Linked DNA regions of Homo sapiens: region 1 is linked to region 2. Evidence: chromatin contacts called from ENCODE POLR2A ChIA-PET data. All regions are on one chromosome and are shown on one strand. Each heading gives the region's core, a stretch centred on a gene start or an enhancer-like site at or near the end of the contact. The rest is flanking DNA. Distances are from core to core; before and after follow the strand shown.

What was found. ChIA-PET counts read pairs that join two places held with the same protein, here RNA polymerase II (POLR2A).
Region 1: POLR2A ChIA-PET joins it to region 2 with 13 read pairs in activated T-cell. The contact joins two enhancer-like sites. POLR2A ChIA-PET finds 5 or more read pairs at or near these places in 3 of 52 experiments (BJ, activated T-cell and activated naive CD4-positive, alpha-beta T cell).

What each region holds. Positions count from the first base shown.
Region 1 is chr20:45,013,127-45,017,071 of GRCh38, forward strand. The region is part of intron 9 of STK4 (serine/threonine kinase 4); the gene reads left to right. Among named protein-coding and RNA genes, the nearest start is that of STK4, 49 kb to the left of the region's middle. Within about 2 kb of position 2,050, at least 2 of the 41 ENCODE cell types and tissues checked have a DNase peak (open chromatin) inside an H3K27ac peak, as active enhancers do.
Region 2 is chr20:44,683,598-44,687,822 of GRCh38, forward strand. No RefSeq gene overlaps it. Among named protein-coding and RNA genes, the nearest start is that of LINC01260, 14 kb to the left of the region's middle. RefSeq lists silencers at 1-49, 1,651-1,770. Within about 2 kb of position 1,819, at least 5 of the 41 ENCODE cell types and tissues checked have a DNase peak (open chromatin) inside an H3K27ac peak, as active enhancers do.

The DNA.
Region 1 (3,945 bases), core at 800-3,299, 330 kb after region 2:
TACAGTGTTGCATAGTAGAGCTGGTAGTGGACATTCTTGTCTTGTTGCTCACTTTAAAGAAAATTCTTGGGATTTTTTACCATGGAGTCTGATTTTGCAGCAGAATTTGGTCGATACCCCTTAACAGGCTAAATAAGTTTTGGTTTATTTTTAGTTTAAGAGGTTTTATTTAAAAAAAATTCTTTAATTAATGTTGTTTTGTCTTTTTTTAATTTGAATAGTTAGCTTTTTAATTTTCTTGCTTACTAATACATTTAATCAACATTGTAACTTTTTCTCTTAGTTCTGTTTTAGCTGTATTCCATACATTTTCATATGTGGTATATTGTAAATATTTTTTTCCAGTGTGTAGTGCTTGTGCTATACACATTTATTTTTTAACCCATGAGTTATTCGGAAGTGTTTTTTAATAGCAAATGTATGATTTTTAAAAACTGCTTATTTAAAATTTTTAATTTATAGAATTGTGGTTGAAGAGTGTGGTCTGTTATATCAATTCTTTGTTATTTTTTGAGACATTGTGGCCTAACATGTTATTAATTTTCATTAAATGTGCTTTGTGTGTCTTAAAAATAATGTATTTTCTAATTGTTTGGTGCAGGAATCTGTAATTAGCAATCAGTTGCTAATTGTCTTTCATTTGTCTATCTTTACCAATTTTTGATACTTGATCTTTTAGCTTCTGGAGATTTGTTAAAATTGTTAAATTGTTAAAATTGTCACTGTGTGGTTGTGGGTTTTGTTAATTTTGGTATTACTCACATATGTCATCCAAAATAATATACTGGTGGCACTGAATACAATTGGTAGTACTGTGAAAATGATGGAATTTTTTGCATATTTTCTCTTTTATATTAAATTATATATTTTCTCTTTCTTTTATCTTAATATGCAGAAGAATAGTTTCACCATTATCCGTTTTCAAGCAACCATTTTTTTAAAGCAGAAGAATTTCTTCTGTTTTATTTGATCATTATGAAATAGGGTGTTAATATTTAGAGCTAAAATGAAAACGGTCCAGGATGTGGTGGCTCATGCCTGTAATCTCAGCACTTTGGGAGGCCGAGGTGGGTGGATCACTTGAGGTCAGGAGTTCGAGACCAGCCTGACCAGCATGGCGAAACCCCATCTCTACTAAAAATACAAAAAATCAGCTGGGTGTAGTGGGGCGTGCCTGTAATCCCAGCTACTAAGGAAGCTGGGGAAGGAGAATCTCTTGAAACCGGGAGGCGGAGATTGCAGTGGGCCAAGATCGTACCACTACACTCCAGCCTGGGTGACAGAGCAAGACTGTCTCAAAATAAAATAAAATAAAATAAAATGGAAAGGATTAATTTTATACTTGATGTAGAAAGAATCCAAGCTTTCACAACATTATTAAATATTTAAAAAGTATATATTTGAAAGCAAAAAAATATTTTTTTTTTAGTGGCAAAGATAACAAAAACATTTTGGAGCAACTGAAGTAGCTTGATTTGCACAGACTTGTAGTTTAGCAGTTAAATGCTTTTGCCCCTCATGAGGAAATGACAAGCCAAAGGATGGCCACTTGCAGTAACATGTACTCATCCACTAAAGATTTGACATGCGGCGGTTCTTCCTCTCAGGATTCATTGGCGATAATGTCATGGTTTTCTTGTCCTTACCACATTCCCAAGAGATGCATAGCCCTGGTCACCCCTCCTCATCTCCAGGCTTAATAGGTCAATGGGAGGCAGAACTTGGACTACTAATTGAAAGAATGTTTCCCCTGACCAAGCCTTCAAATTAGATTCAGTGAATTGAAGGGAGTGAGATGATGATTCCTCTTTAAAACTTGTACTTAGTGCATAAGATTCTAATTTTTCTCCCAGAGCAACAGCCACATTAATCTCTTTGAAACAGAATTTTAAAGCATAATGACATAATTAAGTTAGGGCAACTAAGAGACATGTTTTAGTTAAATTACTGAGATAGTATTTTGTGGTAAAAACATTATGTGTTTATAGTTCCTCAGAAAGTCCTAAGTTTCATGAAGGCACCTATTGTTGCTGTGAGTTTCCTCATGTTGAAATCAGGTGAAAGGCTAGGCTGTTGTCAAAATGATTTTACTTCAACACCGTCCATCAGATACTGATTTCAGAGCTGCATAAGATAGGAATTCTTGACTCAGAGCCTATTTTCTTTCCATCTGCAGTTTGAAAGGGGTTGTTAGAACATTGTCTCCCTTGTGTGTTATCTGTCTTATTCTCACTGACTCAGATTATGGCATTTGCAAGTACAGTAATTAGGACATAAAGTACTGCAAGTATTTTAACACTTCTTTTACCACGGTAGCCTTACTGTCCAATTTCTGATCCCTTCAGGATTTAAACATCTATCATCAGAGTATTGTGTTGGTGTATGCTTGCCACTCACAGTCAGCATCACATGAGAGTTTCAGACAGCATTAGTCCAGTTATGCACCCCAAAACTAAAGCTGAAAACATTTGATTTTGTTGGAACCCTATCTCTGAGTAAGGGCAAGAGAAGGACAAAGGAGTAGTGGAGTGAACATTGATTTTTAGCATCAGTCTTTGGCTTGAAACTTTGCTCAGGGTCTTACAGACTACGTCACCTTGGTCAGGTTCTTTCTTTTTTGATCCTCAGTTTCCTTGTCTGAAAAAATGGGGCACCAAAGTTCCTATTTTGTAGTTTTGTCAAGATGATATGAGATTGTATGTGTAAAATATTTAATGTGTAAATGCTCAAAAATGGTAGGTATTATAGTAAGTCTTTTAATGTATGAGAGTGTTTTTTTCATTGGACGTAAACATTTCTTCAACAGTGCTACTTTTCTTCTTCCTAATTCCTTTTCTCTTGATACTAACTTTTTACTAACTTTTAGTTTTTGCTCTTGGTATTGATGATGTTTTGTAGGTGCCACCCCAGGAATGCCTGAGTGCTGGCATGAACATGGTTGAGCTAAGGGAAGGTCACTTGTCAGTTTCAGTAACATTTTACCATTGTGCCGAGAAGAGAGAGGGAGGCTCTGTGTGGTTTGTGTCTGTGTGTGTCTGTGTTTTAAATTCCTTGGCAATAAGATGATACATGTTTTGAGAATCTATTAAATAGCCCAGAATACAAGGTGACGGATTTTTAAGAGGGCCAGACTTTAGATACACATGAGCCTTCTTTTGTAAAGTTTCAGCCTCTTATCTTAATACAGTGGAATTTATTACCGACTGGATTTTTTTTCCACCCCCGAAAGATAACCACTGTGGTTCACTGTGCATTTTATCAGTAGCTCCCTCGTGGGTGAGATTTACAATAGAAGAGCAGACATCTTGGTACTTAGGTTTTTCTCACAGTTTCAAAAATAATTCAAGGTTGTCCTGCCAGAGTGGAGACTAAATCCTAATTGTTTGTGCAGTTTTTCTTATTGTATCCAGATGTTGGGCCCCCTTTTATCTTTGGAAACCATTAGCATTCTTGATTCTTTTGGAATGAGCCAAAAAGCACAGAACTCCTGATGCCTGAAAATTCATTCAGAACACCCTGCCAGACCACATTTTAGGATATGAAAGTACCAGATCTCAGTATAACTTGAGTGAAGGGCTCAAGGCCTATATATTTTGAAAGATAGCTACTCCAGTATAGTTATATTGGTAAAAGGAGAGCCAAGAACAGCCATGAGGGAAATACATTTTTCAAGAGAGGGCAGTAGCATAATGGTAATGAAGAACATAGGAAAGTGAATCACAAACAATATACTTTGGTCCTTAAGCCTAAGAGGCAGATAAATCTTTCTTCATCAGTTAGTGGAATATATTATTTCTCTGTTGCTCTAAGCTTGCTGTTCTGACCTTCTTTTGTTCAGCAAGAAAATGGAGATACATTTTTAAATATCAATTTAAGTGGATCTATAAAGAAAAAGCAGATGATTCTTTTCAAATGTTTATGCTCTATAAATATCAATTTGGAATC
Region 2 (4,225 bases), core at 569-3,068:
TGGCCAGCCTCACTTTTGAGCCCAGAAACCCCTTACCCTTCCTCCTGCCTCTTGAGAGGCCAGTGTTAGGTGTTAGCCGGGGTGCAAAGCTCTGGAAGGCAGGTTTCTGCTTTCTGCTGCCCTCCAGTGGGCAAAGAAAGCAAACCTCTGGATCCATCTGGAAGCAGGTAGCAGGTGTTGCCCAAGTCAGCTGCGGCTAATAGTAATAATAATGGCTGCCGCTCAATGAGCACTTACCACGTGCAGACGTTTTTACACCTAATCTAATGTAACCTAACCCCTTTAAGCAATTTAATTAACATTTAATTCCTCTCTCAAGGTAGGAATCACTTCCTATATACCCATTTACATACATAATCTGAGACTTAGAAAAATGACTTCCCAAAGTCACAAAGCTGGTCAGTGGCAGAGCCGAGAGTGCAAGTCCTTGGAGATCAGAGGAGGAAGAGACCATGATCCTGGACCAGGAGACAGCCCTGCATTCTTGGGCACAGAGGTGAATTTACTGTGAGGCTGGTGACGCATCAGGGCTCCTGACTTGCATGTCCTCTCCCAGGGCCATGGAGGAACTTTCCAACGCATTCGCATGGGCATATGTTTCACATTTGCAAAACTAACACATTTCAGTTGCAATTGGCTGAGACCACTATCTCTCTCCACTGCCTAGAATAATGTCTTCACATAGTAGGTAATAAATATGTGCTAATAAATCCATTTTGTGTTTAATAAATCATGTTGAATGAATGGGTAGAGAAATGAAGGAAGGAAGGAAGTGGCATTTAGTTCAATCTTGAAGGAAGGGCAGGATTTGAGAGAGCGTTCCTCATGTAGCCTAGTGGGCCCCTCCACACACAGACCATCCAAGGCCATGAGTGGCCTTGAATGCCAGGGTGAGGAATCTGGCCTTAGGTGGTAGGCACTGGGGAGCCATGGAAGGTTGCAGAGCAGAGGAAGGATATGAGTGTAATTGTCAATTAGGCAAGAGTTGAATGTCAAATAAGAGGACAGGGCCCTACAGCGGGGGGCCAGAGTGGCTCAGATAAAACTCCCCTCATCCAGCACCACACAGAGAGCTGGTGCTCAGCCAGTGTGATCACAGAAGCCTCTGCTGGGGTGTCTATAAGCTCCCTGGAAGAAGATATCCAAATGCTTTGCATGTGTGGCTTTGTGTATGTGTGTGTGTGGGGGGGGGAGGGGAGGTGCTGAGTGTGGATTTGCTCAGCACTCTAGTGTGCCCAGCCCAACGTGGGGGAAAGGTCAAGGCCCTGTCTGGCTTAGGCAGGGAGTTCTCAGCATTGCAGTATGACTGAGCCTCTGGCTGGAAAGTAAGGGAGCCAAGAGAAAACAGGTTTAGAAGTTGGCTAGGCAGAAGTGGACCTATGAAATTCCAGCTGCACCAGCTGCTTCTTTTGCTAAGCTCCCGTCATCCTTTCTCTCTCTCCACTGGGTCTTTCTGAATGTCAAGAATCCCAGCCACTGTTTAGTTAGCACTTGTTTTTTGCCACACTCTGTGAAGCACCTTCAAGCCCGATCACCGGATTATTCCTCCAACAACGCCGAGAGTGAGAAGAATGGCTATTATTTCGATTTTATAGGTGAGGAAGTAGAAAGCCCAGAGAGGTGAAGTTGCTTACCTGAGGTCACATAGGAGTCAATGGTATACGTGAGATCAAACCCAGACTCCAGAGGCAGCCCCCCTCAGTCGCCAGCCGTCCTGCCTCCTCTCCTGGTCTAAGCTGGGGAGGAAAAACCCATCTTGGCCAGCAGGGGGCGGTGTGCCCTCAAGGATAAGCCCTGCTTCCCAGAACTCAGACAGAATTTGCCAGCAAGACAACAGCACGATTCTGAAATATCTGGCTTTGAGCCCTCATTTAGTCCCAACTCTGGTGGGGCCTGGAGAACGGGGAGAGGGGTGAGAGAAGTATAAAATAGCCCTCAAATTGGTGAGCCAATGGTTCACAGAAAGGAAAGCGCAGCGGCATTTTAACATATAAAAAGATTCTCATTTTCACTCCTAGGAAGAGAAACGTGTTAAACCCACACCACCTGAGCAGGCACTGTTTTGCTATCAAACTGGCAAACTTATGCAGGTGGGGATATGGAGACACACTCCTTCTTACATTGTTGGTGGGATTAAAACTTGGTTTTGGCCAGGTGCGATAGCTCACACCTGTAATCCCAGCACTTTGGGAGGCCGAGGAGGGCGGATCACCTGAGGTCGGGAGTTCAAGACCAGCCTGGCCAATATGGCGAAACCCTGTCTCTACTAAAAATACAAACATTAGCTGGGTGTGGTGGCACACGCCAGTAGTCCCAGCTACTCGGGAGGCTGAGGCAGGAGAATCACTTGAACCCAGGAGGCGGAGCTTGCAGTGAGCTGAGATCTCGCCATTGCACTCCATCCTGGGCAACAGAGTGAGACTCCATCTCCAAACAAACCAAAAAAAAAAAAAAAAAAAAACCAGAAAAGAAAACTTGGTTTAACACCTATAGAAGCTAATCTGGTAACATCTATCAAAATTAAAAATGCACATATCTAACAGGTATGCATGATACATTCATCAAAAGACTTGAACTAGACCTGCATGATCTGATGTGGAGCCACCCACCACATGTGGCTGCTGAGTCCTTGAAATATGGCTGATCCAAGCCTGGCTGACATGGCAAAACCCTGTCTCTACTAAAAATACAAAAATCAGCCAGGCGTGGTGGCACGTACCTGTAGTTCCAGCTACTTGGGAGGCTGAGGCACAACAATTGCTTGAACCCAGGGGCGGAGGCTGCAGTGAGCCAAGATCGTGCTACTGCACTCCGGCCTGAGCAGCAGAGCGAGACAGTCTCAGAAAAAAGAAAGAAATATGGCTGGTCAAATTGAGATGTGCTGCAAGTGTGAAATATATATGGGATTTTGTATACTAACAAAAATGCAAAATGACTCCTTAATAACTTGCTAATATTGATGATGTGTCGCAATAATATTTTGGATAGATTGGATTAAGTAATTTTTATTTTTGTTTTTTATTTTTTTGAGACGGAGTCTCACTATGTCGCCCAGGCTGGAGTGCAGTGGCATGATCTTGGCTCACTGCAACCTCTGCCTCCCGGATTCAAGTGACTCTCCTGCCTCAGCCTCCTGAGCAGCTGGGACTACAGGCACCTGCTACCACCCGTAGTTAATTTTGTTTTGTATGTTTAGTAGAGATGGGGTTTCACCATGTTGGCCAGGCTGGTCTCAAACTCCTGACCTCAAGTGATCTGCCCACCTCAGCCTCCCAAAATGCTGGGATTACAAGCATGAGCCACTGTACCTGGCCTGGGTTAAGTAATTTTTAAAATTACTTTTACCTATTTCTTTTTCTTTTTTGAATGTGGCTGCTAGAAATATACATGGCTTGCATTGTGGATCATATTATATATTTTTACCTTTTTATTGTGGTAAGATATGCATAACATTTACCATTTGGACCATTTTTAAGGGTCCAGAAGTTCAGCTGTGTTAAGTACATTCCCATTGTTGCGCAACCATCACCATCATCTACCCCCAGAGCGTTTTCATCTTCCCAAACTGACACTCTGCCTCTATAAAACAACAACTCCGCTTGCTCCTCTCCTCCCAGCCCCTGGCAGCCACTATTCTACTTTCTGTCTCTGTGAACTGGACTATTCTAGGTTGCCTCATACGGGAGAAATCATATACAATTTGTCCTTGGTTGCTGGCTTATTTCACTCAGTATAGTGTCTTCAAGGTTCACGCATGTTGTAGCATATGTCAGACCTTCCTTCCTTTTTTAAGACTGAATAATGTTCCATTGTAAGGATATACCACATTTTGTTTATCCATTCATTCACTGATGGGCATTTCGGTTGTTTCCACTTTTGGCTATGGTGAATAGTGCTGCTGTGAACATTTTGGTACAAATATCTGTTTGACTCATATTTTCAGTTCTTCTGTGTCTATCATATTTTATTGGACAGGACTATGCCAGTGATCTCCATAGCCACATAATTTGAAATATCCCTAAACCAGGAACTACCCAAATGCTCATCGACAGCAGAACGGATAAATTGTGGTATCTTCATACAATGCAATACTCCAGTGAGAATGAAAATGAATGAACAACTACACACAGCAGTGTAGATGGAACTTGCACACATATGTGTCGAGCAAAAGAAGCCACACGCAAAATAATACATATTGTGTGATTCCACTCACAAAAAGTTCACA